Regions from separate parts of the Homo sapiens genome. Here region 1 is linked to region 2. The links are chromatin loops, found by intact Hi-C in ENCODE. Cell type or tissue: dorsolateral prefrontal cortex. All regions are shown on one strand. Each heading gives the region's core, and the rest is flanking DNA. Links, peaks and the distances in the headings are about the cores only. Region 1 has its middle 71 kb from the start of RHOU. Region 2 has its middle 21 kb from the start of TMEM78.

The links. Hi-C counts contacts between places; a loop is a spot of excess contacts. Peaks named below come from ENCODE experiments on the same cell type or tissue, not always from the same donor. Only the 100,000 strongest peaks of a DNase experiment are listed, where the experiment ranks them.
Region 1: a loop joins it to region 2, with 19 times the contacts of the local background. A loop is called at or near these places in 59 of 110 quality-filtered maps.

The regions. Positions count from the first base shown.
Region 1 is chr1:228,660,494-228,668,826 of GRCh38, reverse strand. It overlaps a transcript of RHOU not described here. Among named protein-coding and RNA genes, the nearest start is that of RHOU, 71 kb to the left of the region's middle. In dorsolateral prefrontal cortex, for the core only: CTCF peaks have their summits at 4,039 and 4,243 (motif pointing left); a DNase peak (open chromatin) is centred at 4,226.
Region 2 is chr1:229,224,138-229,232,470 of GRCh38, reverse strand. No RefSeq gene overlaps it. Among named protein-coding and RNA genes, the nearest start is that of TMEM78, 21 kb to the left of the region's middle. RefSeq lists enhancers at 3,692-4,417, 7,008-7,581. In dorsolateral prefrontal cortex, for the core only: CTCF peaks have their summits at 605, 2,703, 4,621 and 4,820 (motif pointing right); DNase peaks (open chromatin) are centred at 550, 875, 2,580 and 4,810; H3K4me3 peaks cover 1,592 bases; H3K27ac peaks cover 7,915 bases.

The DNA.
Region 1 (8,333 bases), core at 258-8,257, 560 kb after region 2:
CAAGCCTTCCAGGTAGGCCTGAAAGGACAGCAGGGAGGTCAAAGTTAGATCAGAAATGAGCAACCTAGAGGCCTGCAGGTGGTAGCAGGGCTGGGCGAGCAGCCAGACACAGCTGTCGAGATGGTGTATTTTATCGATTCTAAGACAAAGCTCTTTTTATAATTTAGTGCCTGTGAAATCAGGATGTGTCTCACAACTAATGACATCTTAGCACTGTGTTATTGCTACTATGATCTGTTTCTGCCCACAGAACACTTCTGATGCCAAATGTGTGTGGTGGTTTGCCCTCACCGACCATTTCTCCGACACCAGCTAAGTGTTCTACAATTGAACTCTGGCACTATCTACCAAGAGTTAGCTTGAAACTCACAGGTTAAAGGCTTGGTCCCACAAGACAGCCCCCACTTCACATGCCAATCGCAATTTGGGGCCATCCATCCTTCTCATCAACTGGCTATAAATTGGGGATTTCCACAACCCTCTTTTTAGGTTGGATATTTGCTAGAAGAGCACACAGAACTCAGCATTTTACTTACATTTACCAGTCCATTACAAAGGATACACATGAACAGCCATGTGCAAAGGTATATACAGCAAGGTCCAGAAGATGCTCAAGCACAGATGCTTCTGTCCCAGTGGAGCTGGGGTGTGGCATCCTCCCAGCAAGTGGATGCGTCCACTAACCTGGAAGCTGTTCAACCCCATTGCTTTGGGGTCTTATGGAGCTTCCATTACATAGGTATGATTGATTAAATCATCGGCCATTGGTGAGTAACCCTCTAATCACTCTGGCAACCAGGTCCCATCCTAAAGCTATCTTGGCAACCACCAGGAGTTATCTCATCAGCATAAACTCATGTACAGTTGAAGAGGCTTACTATAAATAACAAAAGACTATCACTCAGGAAATTCCACCAGTTTTAGAAGCTCTGTGCCAGGAACCTGGACCAAAGACCAAACCTTTATTTTTTATTATATGACAATATCACAATTATGGTTTTTATTGTATCATTTTTAAATAATACAATAAAAAAATCTTGGTGAGTCAAGTATGACTCTAGTTCTACTCCAGTAACTTTTCATAAGTTCTTAACCAGAGATATGGCTGTATTTATCACTTTATTGCTTTATTTAAAAATAGTATTGATCAAAGGTAACATCAAATGTAGTCATTGAAAACATGGGTCGATTTCCCAGAATCAAGTCCAACATGGAGGGATAAATGGAGATACAGGCCAGAGAGAGGCCTGGAGTCAGAAACTAGAAGAACAAGGTGAGAGAGGGGCTCCCACAGGCCAAGCAACTGTGAAGTTCCCAGCATCCTACATCCCCGACTGCTTCTGGCGTGGATGCAAGTGTGTTTAAGATTCAATGCCTCTGCACCTTTTCCCCTCCAGCATCTGCCTCCTCGTGTCTAAGTTTGCCTTTCAAAACTCTGTCAACATGTTAGTTCCTTGAGCTCTTCCTGGATGCCACCAGGCAGTTACTGATCCCTCCCTCTGGGCTTCCACTGTTCTTTAAACATCTGTAACATGTTTTGTGATTATTGATTTATTTTTATGTCTTCTGTTATTTAACCACTTGCTCCAAGGATGGGGTCAGTCTCTGAATCCCAGCACTGGAGCAGTGTCCAGAAAAGAAGAAGCACTTCCTTGTTGGTTAAATGAACCTATTTAGGTGTTAAAACATATCTCTCAGGTGAACTGATAGCAAGCTCATGACAGAAGTTTATTTCACCCTGACTACAAGGAAAGCTATTTCCAACAGAGCCAGCTCAGATTTCCTTCTGTTAGAGAGCTTTCGATAGTTAAAAAATAATAATAATAACAGACAAGTGAGGCTAAATTGCCTTGCTAGATGAGGCACAAGAAAGGTAATGTTTTGCGCTAAAAGTCACTATGCAAATCTCAGACCCTGGGTCAGCCACCTGAGTTACATTCCACAAAACTAGGTGGGGAAATCTCTGGGAGGGCTTTTCTAGTCTCGTTACATTCCATGAGGGAATTGCTGTAACATTTTACAGGAAATGCTGGATATTTATCCAAAAGCACAATAAATTTTGCTCCAGCCTACTTTTTCTCTGGTTTTAGTCCTACTTAGTACCCAAGTAGCCTGAGTCTTGTGGAATGGGGACTTTCAAGTCTTCAGTCACAGGGGTGCACATTCCCTGCTGGCTTCCAAACAGGGGCTGCCACACCACCCTGAGCAAGAATACTCTTACACTGGAGGCTAGGAAGGATAGGAAGGGAGGGATAGGGAGAGATTTGTTAAAGGATACAAAAAAACAGATAGGTAAGGGGAATTAGTTCTAGTGTTCTATATCACTGTAGGATGACTATAGTTAACAATAATATATTATATAGTTTCAAACAGTGAGAAAGAGGATATTGAATGTTCCCAACACAAAGAAATGATAAACCTTTGAAATGATGAATACACTGATTACCATGATCTGATCACCAGATATTATTTGTATCAAAACATCACTAGGTACCTCATGACTATGTACAACAACTATTTGTCAATTAGGAAAAAATAAAATAAATTTTTAACAAAGAATGCTCTTAGACCAGGCACGGTGGCTCACACCTGTAATCCTAGCACTTGGAAAGGCTAAGGTGGATGGATCACTTGAAGTCAGGAGTTCGATACCAGACTGGCCAACATGGTGAAACCCTGTTTCTACTAAAAATACAAAAAAATTAGCCAGGCATGGTGGTGCACGCCTGCAATCCTAGCTACTTGGGAGGCTCAGGTGGGGGGATCACTTGAACCCGGGAGGCAGAGGTTGCAGTGAGCCGAGATCACACCACTGCACTCCAGCCTTGGTGAGAGCAAGGTTCTGTCAAAAAAAAAAGAACACTTCTAGATGCTGGGGTGAAGAAGGCTTTTGTCCATCTTGTGTTAATTATGACCTTTTTATTCTGTATTTTTGATGCTTTGACATCTTGGGGCCTTGCTGACCCTGGAGGGACTGCTTTCTCCCAGGGTAGAAGGTATTACTATTTGAACCACTAGACTGAGTCAAAATGATCTGTCCTCACCAATGTGGATAGGCATTATTCTTCCAATTCCTTGAAGGTCTCAACAGAACAAAAAGACAGGGGAAGGACAAATTTGCTCTTTATTCTGGAGCTAGGACATCCAACTTCTGCTCTCTGACATCAGAACTGCAGGTTCTCAATCCTGGGACTCTGGGACTCATATTAGTGTTCCCCATCCCACTCTACTCAAAGATATATTACTGTCCCCACTCCACTCAAAGATATATTACTGTTCCCCACTCCACTCTACCAAAGATACCTGATTTGAGTCACTCAGAAGACTAGGTAGGGGTTTATTGAGGGAGCTGGCAACCCATCCCCGACATGTGTGACCCAGCCAGAACCAGAGCAGTAGGAGCCTCACTGCCTTCACCCTAGTGCTGCCACGTAGAGCAGCTAGAGCCTCTCCTGTGGACTCAAGCCTGACAGTGGGAGTTCCCTTGGGAAGGTAGGATCACCTTCACCTCTTTATCTTGGTTTCTTTATCGGTACAATGGAAATGGTAATAATAGTACCTAAATCTTGGGGTTATCATAAAGATTAAAGTAATTAAAGCATGTGAAGTGCTTAGACCATGCCTAGTGCATAGCAGGCACTTTATAATCATTTACTTCAATAAAAACATAGGTCCTGGAGCCAAAGGCTTGACCTTAATTGATATGTGAACCAGGTAAAAGTCACTTAGCCATTCTGAGTTTCAGTTTTCTTATTTGTAAAATGAAAATAAAATAGTACCTATCTTGAAGGGTTTTCATGAAGATTAAATAAGCTAATAGGAAGAAATCACCATAACAGCCTGGCACCACAAATGTTAGTTAATAAAGCTTGGCAAGCCGGGCACGGTGGCTCACACCTGTAATCCCAGCACTTTGGGAGGCCGAGGCGGATGGATCACCTGAGGTCGGTGGATCACCTGAGGTCAGGATTTCGAGACCAAAATGGCCAACATGGTGAAACCCCATCTCTACCAAAATACAAAAAATTAGCCGGTCATGGTGGCAGGCGCCTGTAAACCCAGCTACTCGGGAGGCTGAAGCAGAAGAATTGCTTGAACCTGGGAGACGGAGGTTGCAATGAGCTGAGATTGCGCCATTGCACTCCAGCCTGGGCAACAAGGACAAACCTCTGTCTCAAAATCAATCAATCTTGGCAATGAACACGGGTTCCTCCTGGCAAAGGTTTTGGCTCTGTGGGGTAATGCTGCCCTCTGCCGGACAATTTGGTTTCTTGCTTTGTTTGTTTTAATAAACTGTTGGGTTTTTTCCCAAAGTCCCACCCCACCTAGCAAAAAGGTTAACATTCTTCATAAAGATTATTTTCTCAGAATACGTTTCTGAGAAAATGAGTACAAACATGATTTGTTGATTCGCTATCCGCAAATGGCTTTCCTCATTTGAGGAACAAATGAGCCACTTGGAAGCTTACTTGGGCTGCAATTTTATTTCCAATTTTATCTTTATGAAGAAATCCAGGCCGAGCGCAGCGGCTCACACCTGTAATCCCAACACTTTGGGAGGCCGAGGAGGGCCGATGCCCAGGAGTTCGAGACCAGCCTGGGAAATATGGAGAAACCTCGCCTCTACAAAAACTACAAAAAATTAGCCGAGCCTGGTGGCACACATCTGTAGTCCCAGCTACTCGGTAGGCTGAAGTGGGAGATCACGCGAGCCCGAGAGGTCAAGACTGCAGTGAGCCGTGATAGTGCCACTGCTCTCCAGCCTGGGCGACAGAAGATAAGAAAAGAAGAGAAGGGAAGAGAAAAAAAGGAGAGGGGAGAGGAGGGGAGGGGAGGGGAGGGGAGGGAAGGGGAGGGGAGGGGAGGGGAGAAGAAAAAGAAATCCAGCTATGTTGGCCGGGCGTGGCGGCTCGCGCCTGTAATCCCAGCACTTTGAGAGGCCAAGGCGGGTGGATCACTTGAGGTCAGGAGTTCGGGACCAGCCTGGCCAACATGGTGAAGCCCCGTCTCTACTAAAAATACAAAAATTAGCCAGGTATGGTGTCGCGCGCGCGTAATCCCAGCTACGTGGGAGGCTGAGGCAGGAGAATCGCTTGATCTCGGGAGGCGGAGGTTGCAGTGAGTTGAGATCATGCCACTGCACCCCAGCCTGGGGGACAGAGTGAAATTCCGTCTCAAAAAAAAAAAAAAAAAAAAAAAAAGAAAAGAAAAGAAAAGAAAAGAAAAACAGAAAAGAAAAATAAAAATAAAGAAAAATAATGTCAGCTATGTGTTGAGATATTGCTGCTTAATTTTTTTTAACTTTTCTTTTTTCTTCTTAAACTCAATAGTAAGAATATGCTTAACTTTTCCGATTTTCCTTATTATTGCTTTCCTATGAGTTGAGAATATTGTGATAAGTGCCTAGTCTGGTAATTTGCACACACATTGTATTCTCTTGTTACAGTTACAGTGTGATAAAATAAATAAATGAAAAGTCATAGCATGGCAAAAAGTATAGCACTTGAAACACTGTAGTGTGCTAGTTGCCTCACTGTGGTTTGTGATGTGTCTAAAGCAAGGGGAAATAATGAGAACACCACACAAGGTCTCTGTCCAGACTATTCAACTCTGATCTTTGAATCACAAAAGCAGCCGTAAGATACATAAATGAATGAGTGCAACTGCGCTGTCATAAAACTTTATTCATAACTGTTGAAATTTGAATTTCACATAATTTTCAAATACTACAAAATATCATTCTTTTTATTTTTCTCAATTGTTCACAAAAGTTAAAACCATATACAAAAACAGGCAGCTGACAATTTGGGCACAGAATCTGTAGTTGTGGACCTCTGGTCTAGAGTCATCCACCAAGAGCAGCCAGATCCCGAGGGGACAGAATGGTGATTTAAACAGAAATATCATGGGGACACTATTGCTGCATTCTTTAGACCCTTGAGGGTGTCACTTATCTCTGCCATTCCCCTTGATGCAGCATTTTGTCTTGTTCTCTCTTGACTAGGGATATAGTTTTTTTAATGTGCAGAACATGCAGATTGGTTATATAGGTATACATGTGCCATGTTGGTTTGCTGCATCCATTAGCTCGTCATTTACATTAGGTATTTCTCCTAATGCTATCCCTCCCCCAGCCCCCCACCCTACAACAGGACCCAGTGTGTGGTGTTCCCTGCCCTGTGTCCAACTGTTCTCATTGTTCAGTTCCCACCTATGAGTGAGAACATGCAGTGTTTGGTTTTCTGTCCTCGTGATAGTTTGCTCAGAATGATGGTTTACAGCTTCATCCATGTCCCTGCAAAAGACATGAACTCATCCTTTTTTGTGGCAGCATAGTATTCCATGGTGTATATGTGCCACATTTTCTTAACCCAGTCTATCATTGATGGACATTTGGGTTGGTTCCAAGTCTTTGCTATTGTGAATAGTGCTGCAAATAAACACTCGCGTGCATTTGTCTTAATAGTAGCATGATTTATAATCCTTTGGGTATATACCCAGTAATGGGATCGCTGGGTCAAATGGTATTTCTAGTTCTAGATCCTTGAGGAATCGCCACACTGTCTTCCACAATGGTTGAGCTAGTTTACACTCCCACCAACAGTGTAAAAGTGTTCCTATTTCTCCACATCCTCTCCAGCACCTGTTGTTTCATGACTTTTTAATGATCACCATTCTAACTGGTGTGAGATGATATCTCATTGTGGTTTTGATTTGCATTTCTCTGATGACCAGTGATGATGAGCATTTTTTCATGTGTCTTTTGGCTGCATAAATGTCTTCTTTTGAGAAGTGTCTGTTCATATACTTTGTCCACTTTTTGATGGGTTTGTTTGTTTTTTTCTTGTAAATTTGTTTAAGTTCTCTGTAGATTCTGGATATTAGTCCTTTGTCAGATGGGTAGATTGCAAAAATTTTCTCCCATTCTGTAGATTACCTGTTCACTCTGATGGTAGTTTCTTTGGCTGTGCAGAAGCTCTTTAATTTATTTAGACCCCATTTGTCAATTTTGGCTTTTGTTGCCATTGCTTTTGGTGTTTCAGTCATGACGTCCTTGCCCATGCCTATGTCCTGAATGGTATTGCCTAGGTTTTCTTCTAGGGTTTTTATGGTTTTAGGCCTAATGTTTAAGTCTTGAATCCATCTTGAATTAATTTTTGTATAAGGTGTAAGGAAGTGATCCAGTTTCAGCTTTCTACATATGGCTAGCCAGTTTTCCCAGCACCATTTATTAAATAGGGAATCCTTTTCCCAGTTATTGTTTTTGCCAGGTTTGTCAAAGATCAGATGGTTGTAGGTGTGTGGTGTTATTTCTGAGGGCTCTGTTCTGTTCCATTGGTCTATATCTCTGTTTTGGGACCAGTACCATGCTGTTTGGTTACTGTAGCCTTGTAGTATAGTTTGAAGTCAGGTAGCGTGATGCCTCCAGCTTTGTTCTTTTTGCTTAAGATTGTCTTGGCAATGAGGGCTCTTTTTTGGTTCCATGAACTTTAAAGTAGTTTTTTCCAATTCTGTTAAATCATTGGTAGCTTGATGGGGATGGCATTGAATCTATAAATTACCTTGGGCAGTACGGCCATTTTCATGATATTGATGCTTCCTATCCATGAGCATGGAATGTTCTTCCATTTGTTTGTCTCCTCCTTTATTTTGTTGAGCAGTAGTTTGTAGTTCTCCTTGAAGAGGTCCTTCACATCCCTTGTAAGTTGGATTCCTAGGTATTTTATTCTCTTTGTAGCAACTGTGAATGGGAGTTCACTCATGATTTGGCTCTCTGTTTGTCTGTTATTGGTGTATAGGAATGCTTGTGATTTTTTGCACATTGATTTTGTATCCTGAAACTTTGCTGAAGTTGCTTATCAGCTTAAGGAGATTTTTTTTTTTTTTTTTTTTGAGACAGAGTTTCGCTCTTGTTGCCCAGGCTGGAGTACAATGGTGCAATATCAGCTCACCGCAACCTCTGCCTCCTGGGTTCAAGCAATTCTCCTGCCTCAGCCTCCTGACTAGCTGGGATTACAGGCATGCACCACCACACCTGGCTAATTTTGTATTTTTAGTAGAGATGGGGTTTCTCCATGTTGGTTAGGTTGGTCTCAAACTCCCAACCTCAGGTAATCCACCCACCTCGGCCTCCTAAAATGCTAGGATTACAGGTGTGAGCCACCGCACCCAGGCAGACTAGGGGTATAGTTTTAGGCTTCTGCTTGGCTTTCCTTTTCTATGATGAATTTCACCTCACAGTCCTAGGGTATGGTGAGGATTTTTATACATCAATCTTCATATGGGATATTATTCTACAGTTTTTTCTTGTAAAATCTTTGTCTTGCTTTGGT
Region 2 (8,333 bases), core at 23-8,022:
GTAGAGATGGCAGAGCAACTGGAAAAGAGGAACCAGGGTCTTAGATCCTGTGCAGCTGCCATTCCAGCCTTGACTTACTATTTGCCTGGACGACTGGGAGACAGAGCAATAGACATCTATCTTGTTTAAGCCACGATTCTTGTGAGTCTCTGTTAGAGCACTTGAAACTTATCCTAAAGAAAAAAGCCATCAGAGAGGCCCCATTTTCCCCAAGCTGTCCAGTGGCTTAGTCTAAGAGGCCGGTCTACCTGTGATAGAGGCAGGAGAGAGCCAAATGCCTAGGCAAATAGAGAAGGGTCCCTGGAGAGCCTCCCACCTGCCCAGGTCATTGTGGACAGCGGGCTTCACCTAAACATGCCCATGGTGAAAACTTCCGTGCCTTAACATAGGTACAGTAAGGGAAAGAAATCAATGTGGAGGGGCTCAAGACTAAGAGCCCACGTGTGGACTGGCAGTGGTGCCTTTGCTGCTGGTGTATTTTCCTGACCAAAATCACCACCCACCCCGCCCCACAGAGGGCCAAGCTTGTGCCTCCTCACACAGACCTCTCTCTGCTTTGTCTGAAGTCCCACACTGCCCACAGCTGGTCATTTAATTACTCTTGGTTTGATGAGTCTCTTACTAATTCCAATAGTTCACAGAATCATTAGAATTTTGAAGCTGTCAATGATTTAAATGCATATTTTCCCAAGTAGAAATAGAATTTAAATTCAGATAGTCCTAATCTGATGCCTCCTTTTCAGAATGCTCCCCACCCCAACTACTGCTTTGATCATGTTAGAATAAAACTCAGAATCAAACTCCCCGGGAGGCAATGCCTGCAGCCTGCTTTCCAGGCAGTGTGGCTCCCCGCTGTGCCCTTTGAAATTAGTCACAACCCTTACTTCCCGTCTGGAGTTTTTGAGAGAACAGTGACATGACAGCCCATTGTACATGAAGCAAGTTAGGGCACGTCCTGGCCAAGATCCCAGGGTCCTGAGTATCTTGTTTGATCCCGAGTTGAATTTATGGATCACAGTACATCTCTGGCCCCCTTGTTTCAAAGACAGAATCCCTTACGTCACAAGAAGCAGGACAGGAAAAGCCACATAGCAGACTGGATAATTTAAATGTATAATGGTGGATCTGTTTTTCTAGAAGAGCTTAGGTAAACTCGGAGGTGACCTCTAATTCCAAATACAAGGCCAGGTGTGTACTGGGAGCATAATAGATGCTTACTGGCTGACAATTGCAGGGCTCACCTTAACTTTGGCTGTGGAGCACAGCTCTGATCTCAGAGAAAAATATCTTTCTCAAGTTTCCCTTTTCCTTGTCACATTGCTTTGGAAAGCCTTTCTCCAATTTCTCGCCAGCTTGGTCTTTATTTCCCGCCTAATTTCTGCTTCTACCTGCTCTGTTTTTTGTGCTTTTGACTATAGCTACCACACAGAGAGTGAACTACTGTGGTGTTCCTCAGAAATAATCAGGCTTTTTAGTGTGTGTGGTTTTTATTTTTATTTTTTTGCAAGAGGCAGTATACTTCAAAGGTTTGGTCTCACATTTAAAGGTAGGTTGGAAATAACAGCACTCAAGATGCTTTGGGCGATCAGAAAATTCCTCCAGCCCAGCAAGACAGCAGTGGTGTGGCAGAATTTGTTTAACAAAAGATCTTAGTGATTTAGCATTTATTCAGTTTACAGTAGCAGGTGTTTACTTCGAAGCTTAGCAATAGTAGGAGGTAGGGGTGAGTCATAATGTCAATTATTTTTTTCTAACTTCTGCAATTTTTTCAGTTGAGAGAGCTTCTACATCAGTGAAAGGAAGGTCATTTCTCCGTGGATTATCGGATTGAGCAGAGGGCCCGAGAGCAGCAGGAGTTGGGATGTATTTGGGGCAGGTGGGGGTGTAACCTGCAGTGCGGCTGTGGGGTGCTCTGGCCCGCAGGGCCCTGGAAGCCCTCAACTGATCAGAGCGCCTGGTGGGGCTGTCACCATGATTTAAAGCTCTGAGAATATGAATTAGCAGGAGGTAGGCGGATGGTGTCATTCTGGCCCTGAAAGGCTTCCATAAATCAGTGACACAGTGGAGCCCCAGCAAACTTCCTCCCCGCCGGTTTCTGGAGGCTCTCCTTCCCACTCTGCCCAGACAAGTGGAAAGGAGCGATCCCTTGAGTGGGTGGGTTACGGCCAAATGGCCTGCCCTCCCCACAGCTTGCAGATCTGGGCAGTTGGGTTTTCGCTGGAGCTTTGGGCTTCACCCACTGACTGCAGAGCTGCAGAATCCTTGCAGCACATTGGGGCTTGGGTTCTGGCTTTTGGAGGGATTTGGCTTTGACAGTGGTGGTGAGGAGGGAGTCTTTAATGAAACAAATTCTGTCATGTTGGATCAACACAATGGAGCTCAGTCTGCACAGTGGACAAGAATGGCTTGTTCCTTCCTTCTACCCTTTGTGCTTTGTTAACAGAATGTCCCTGGCACTTCTGTGCTCCTGCCTGCTGCCAAAAGCTTAACTCTGCCCTTGCATAATACTGGAGGACACTGTCAGAGGTCAGCTGGAAGTCCCTCATTCGAAGGCAGATGTGAGGGCTAAAACCCTGCCAAGATCCCCAGGCTGTTTTTCAGTGTTGAGGTTGAAACTTTTTCTCTGCCGCCTCCCCCAGTTTACCAACTCCTCCCTCTAACTGGGGTGGAGACTTGCGTCCAGGGAGTCTTCAGCTCCCCTCTATACAGTAAGAACACCTGCCACTGACACCCAAAGCCACGCAGTGATTTCTCTTCACTCTCTTCAGCCCCATGCTCTAGCAGGCTTTATGTTTTAGGGAGGAGCTGGAGTCACACGGAGGTCCGCTGTAGGAAACGTTGCTGCCTTCACTCACCCACTTCTGTTAGGCAAGGAGTTACAGCGGAATCTTACAGCAGAAAACAAAGCAGGAAATATGACCTCCCAGCGTCTCTCTGGGTCTGAGGAACAGGATTCAGGTGTCTCTGTACCTTGGCCAGTTTGCATTCTTGTCTGCCTAGGAATGCCAGATTCCTTTTAAAAACCACAGGTATAGGAAACAGCCCCAAGCCTAAGGTTCTTTCCCTTCCTTACCCTCTTTGTCTCTGTGGCTACTCAGCTCAGGAGGTGAGATGTTTTCATGGTACAGGGGACAGAAATTCCAGTTCTGGGAGGGGGAGCTGGTTGGGCTTCTTCTTTACTGTGGCCAGACATGAGCAACCTTAGCCTTCGGGCTTACACATGCCTAGCTGGTTTGTTTGTTTGTTTTGGTTACAAGGGGAATGGGAATAAGGAAGGAGCAACAGGCAGCTCAAATACCTCATCACTCCTGGAAAACACTATCACTTCCCACGCGTGGGAAGCCGGCATATTTGTTCCCGCAGTCTAGGCAGGTGGAGTATCCCTAATCCGAAAATCCAAAATCAAAAATGCTTTAAAATCCAAAGCTTTTTGAGCAGCAATATGATGCCACAAGTAGAAAATTCCACACTTAACTTCACGTGACAGATCACAGTCAAAACACATTCAAGACTTTGTCATGCACAACATTATTAAAAATATTGCATAAAATTACTTGGAAGCTGTGTTTATAAGGGTTTATATATAAAACATAAATGAATTTTGTCTTAAGATTTGGGGTTCATCTTCAAGATACCTCATTATATATCTTTTTAAAAATGTTGACTTTGGAATATATCTTATATATTCCAAAAAATTCCCGAATTGGAAACATTTCTGGTCTCAAGCATTTTTATTTATTTATTTATTTATTTATTTATTTATTTATTTTTGAGACAGGGTCTCACTCTGTCACCAAGGCTGAATGCAGTGGCGTGATCACTGCAGCCTCAACCTCCTGGTCTCAAGTGATTCTCCCCCCTCAGTCTCCTGAAGCTGGGGCTACAGGAGCACCACCATGCCTGGCTAATTTTTAAAAATTTTTTTGTACATATAGGGGTGGGGAGAGGTCTTGCTATGTTGCCCAGGCTGGTCTTGAATTCTTGGGCTCAAGTAATTCTCCAGTCTCGGCCTTCCAAAGTGTAGGGATTACAGGTGTGAGCCACCACGCCTGACATTTTTTATTTTTTAGATATGGCGGCGGCGGGGGGGTGGGAAGGGGGAGGGCGTCTAGCTATATTGCCCAGGCTGGATTCAAACTCCTGAGCTCAAAAGGTCCTCCTGTCTCAGCCTCTCAAGTAGCTGGGGTTACAGGCACATGCTACTGCACCTGGCTGCAACCACTCTGGATAAGAGCAACCTGTAATCCCTCTTCCACCTGCCTTTTGTTTACTGTATCTATCCCTGTAAAGTACTGCTACTTTCTAGCTGTTTGGCCTTATACAAGTTGCTTTACATCTGTATGCCCTATTTTCCACATCTGATAAATCAGTATTATTTCATAGAATTGCTATGAAGCTTAGATGAGATAATAAAGGCAAAGCTCTTAGAATGGTACTTGGCTCATAGTAAGCACTCAAATATTGTTTTTGTCAACATTTTCTATATATCTATGTATGGCTTTTGTGATTGTTTTTATTTTTAGTCAAGGATTACATCTCATTTCTTGCCTTTTCTTTGTATTCTGAATTCAGGTTGTGTGAATCTACCTGCCACTGCAAATTTTCAAGCTGAAAGGCCATTTGCATTTTACAACCACTCTCTCAAACATTCCTCTAGGGAACTAGCCGTTTTGAATTACTCCTCTCTTTTCTCTCTTGTCTCCAGAATTGCATATTCCAAATCCAGAACAGTCTCAGCATGGCTGCCGTTTTCTCGTTTCTTTGTGAAGCATCCCGGTCCAGGCTGCCAGCCTCACGTTATTTGATTGTTTTCGGAACAGCCGGCAGGGGGCGCGCATCAGCCGTTCCCAGCACTCAGGCGAGGGGTTCTGACTCCCCAGGTACTTCTGTTAATGAGTTCGGTGCCTGTAGGTCTTTCAGTTAGGATGATAGAAAGCTTCCTTGGCATGGAGATTCACCGTGTACTTCTACAAATAGAAGTTTAAAAGACAGAAAGCTGTATATTATCGCTGCTGAGAGCTTTGCAGTCACGCCTCCCTGTGATGAGACTGACTGCTGTGTTACTGTGGGTAAATTGCTCAGCTTCTCTGAGGCAGTTTCTTTTTATGTAAAAATGGGACAGAAGCCAGCCTGGCTTCTAGAGTTGTTGGAGGAGTCAGCATGTGGCTGATAGATGTAGAGCTCTTAGCCACTGCGGTATTTAGGAATTGGTAAGCATCTTTACTCAGGGCACTGAGGCAAGTTTGGGGCCCTGTCTTTTCTCTCCTTACCCATCCACCTCCTTTTCTTCTCCCTTCCTGCTCACTTTTTCTCCATGCTCTTCATTTCCCTGTATCCAGGCCTGAGACCAACGCCTGTGGGTACAAGGGAGCCTCTGTAGGCATAGGGCTGGGATATACAGAGGGGAGGCTGAGCCACCCACAGGGTGAAAAGAAGGCCAGTGGAAACCCCATTCCACTTCCCTCAGCTTTTTACGTGCATTCTATAAACCTCATCTAGTCTCTTGGTCAGCAGAAGCAAAATTAGCCACAATTTGCTCACACTGCACCCATCCCCAACCCCACTCCACCCTACCAGGGCTAAGAGATGTCAGCAAAAATAAACCCCACGAGAGTGTTCTTCATAGCCCGATGCACAGAACTGGCAGTGCCATGTGGGCATCACCCTGGATGGTGTGCATCCTCACCATACCCAGGCACCTACCTGGTCAGATGTGACAAGAGTTGCTCTAGGGACCTGGGATCCCAGAGAGGGTGGGTGGGTGGGATGGGGACACAACCTCAGCTGGCTCAGAGGAGGGTACAGCTCAGTGCCCAGGCTCGGCTCAGCCTGGCTTAGGGGACCATTCAGGCCTGGATTGGCACCAGTGGTTTGGTTGGGGACTAGTCTGGAAGGTTCCACACCTCTAATCTTCAAATGATGCTGGGTCTGTCTTCCAACTGGGGGGCTGGTCTAGGTGCCTTCTGTCCACAGGGGTAGCTTAGTTTGTTTCCTTTGAAGGCCTGGGTCTCTTTCTGGAGGGATAAGGGTCATGTGGGTAGGGGACCAGTTTGTTCTGGCTTTAGCCCTGAAAGTCCTGCATCCCAGGAAGCCACTCAATCCTGGGCACACTGGAAGGGGTGTCCACCTTGTGGGATGCAGCACGTCATGTGTTAATCTTGGTCTAGATCCCCGCAGGAGAGCTGTGTGGCTCTAGGATGTGATAGGGCACTTTGGGACGCAGAATTGCTGGGGAAAAAAAGAACTAACTATCTCCCACCACCAGATTAGATATGGGCTACTTAGAAGTTTCTTTCTTTTCTTTTCTTTTTCTTTTCTTTTTTCTTTTTTTTTTTTTGGTGCAGAGTTTTGCTCTGGTTGCCCAGACTGGAGTGCAATGGCGTCATCTCAGCTCACCGCAACCTCTGCCTCCCGGGTTCAAGCAATTCTCCTGCCTCAGCCTCCCGAGTAGCTGGGATTACAGGCATGTGCCACCATGCCTGGCTAATTTTTTGTATTTTTAGTAGAGTTGGGGTTTCTCCATGTTGGTCAGGCTGGTCTCGAACTCCTGACCTCAGGTGATCTGCCCACCTTGACCTCCCAAAGTGCTGGGATTATAGGCGTCAGCCACCGTGCCTGGCCTGCTTAGACATTCCTAACAACACTGGATGAATGGGGAGCTGGACCAAGCCACTGTCTTCCAGAGTACTGTGGCAAGTGGGGTCAAAGTGGATTCATCCCAAATGGGGATACCTTGAAGTGGCTTCCTGCCTTTGTCCAGGAGCTCCTCCCCGCACCCAGATCCCACAGCAGGAGGGCACTAGAGCCTTGGCCCACACCCCATCCATCCCCGACAGGCTGCAGCATGCCCTGCCTGGTGAGCAGTTTGCCGACCTTTGCCTCTAATTGCTCTCCTCTGCACACAGCCACTTCCTCTGCCTGCAGCAGAACTCATAAAAAGGGAGGCTTTCCTTCATACCTCTGAAAAGTTCAAAAGAACCCATTTCCTAGGGGAGACCTGGTCACGCCATCACTGGGATCAGAGGCTGCTGAGGACGCCAGCCATGAGCTGCTGCTGGCCGGGCCCAGCTGCCCTGAACTGCACCCCAGCCCTGTCACTGCTTTTCAGTGCCAGCATCCTGTGCTCTAAGGCGGTCCAACCTCTATCAAGACCAGCTCTGTTCTCTTTTGGGATCAATCCGCACCCCTTAACCCTGCACTGCATCTTACAGAGCGAGCCCCCATTGCTGTGAATTGTCCATGAAACGTCAAGCCTAACCTAGAATGGTGGGTGACAAAGCCACACCCAGCTTTGGCGAGGTGCGCACCCTGCCCCATCAGATGCTCGCTCCACTGCTCTGCACCCACCGCCCCTGCTATTCCATGGGGCCCCAACCCTGGCTTTGATTGGGAGTTAGAGCGATGTCAGTTTATCTGAGCCCAAAGCACAGGCGTGTTCAGATTGGGAGTAGGGCTTCTGGTTCTTTGGCATGGCTCTTGGGCATGGACCAAACTCCGTTCTTCCCCAGCATCCAAGTTGGTAATGTATGTTCATGAACATCTCAGACAGGATCCTAGACGCCAACCAATAGGGAGTTTCTGGGAGAAAATGAAACAGTTTTGTGCTGTCTGTCCCAGCTGAAGGTGCTCAGGCAATGCTTGTTGAACAAATACATAAATTCTACTTATAGAATAGGAAACAGATCTCTAAAGGGAACCTGCTTTAATAACTTAGAGGTATCTAGAAACAGGATAGGGCTAGATTGGAAAGGAAAACACTCATTTCTAATATACTTTCCTCTCCTAATGACCTCCACTCTCCTCTACCACCCAACAAGCCAAGTGGTGGATGAGTCAGATATGCTTATTAAATAGCATGTGCAGTGGAAGGCTGGCCAGCACCTTCACCATTCCATGCATCCTAACCCTTTCCCCGGCTGCTGTTGCAGCACACACACACACACACACAGAATCTCACACACACTCAAACACACATATAAACATAAACACACTCATATACTCAAACACACACAAACACATACTACACAGACAAACATACACAAACACAATACAAGCATGCACACAAATATACACAAACACGCATATGCACAAAGACACATACAACATATACACAAAACATACAAATACATACATACAAATATATGCATATACATACTTATACCTACAAACCAAACACATATACATAAACACACACTACACACACTCACACACAAACATGCCCATATATACATAAACATACATATATGCAAACACACTACACACAAACACACACAGACATGCGCGCGCACACACACACACCCCTTTCCACCCGTTGAGGGGTTGGGATATGAGAG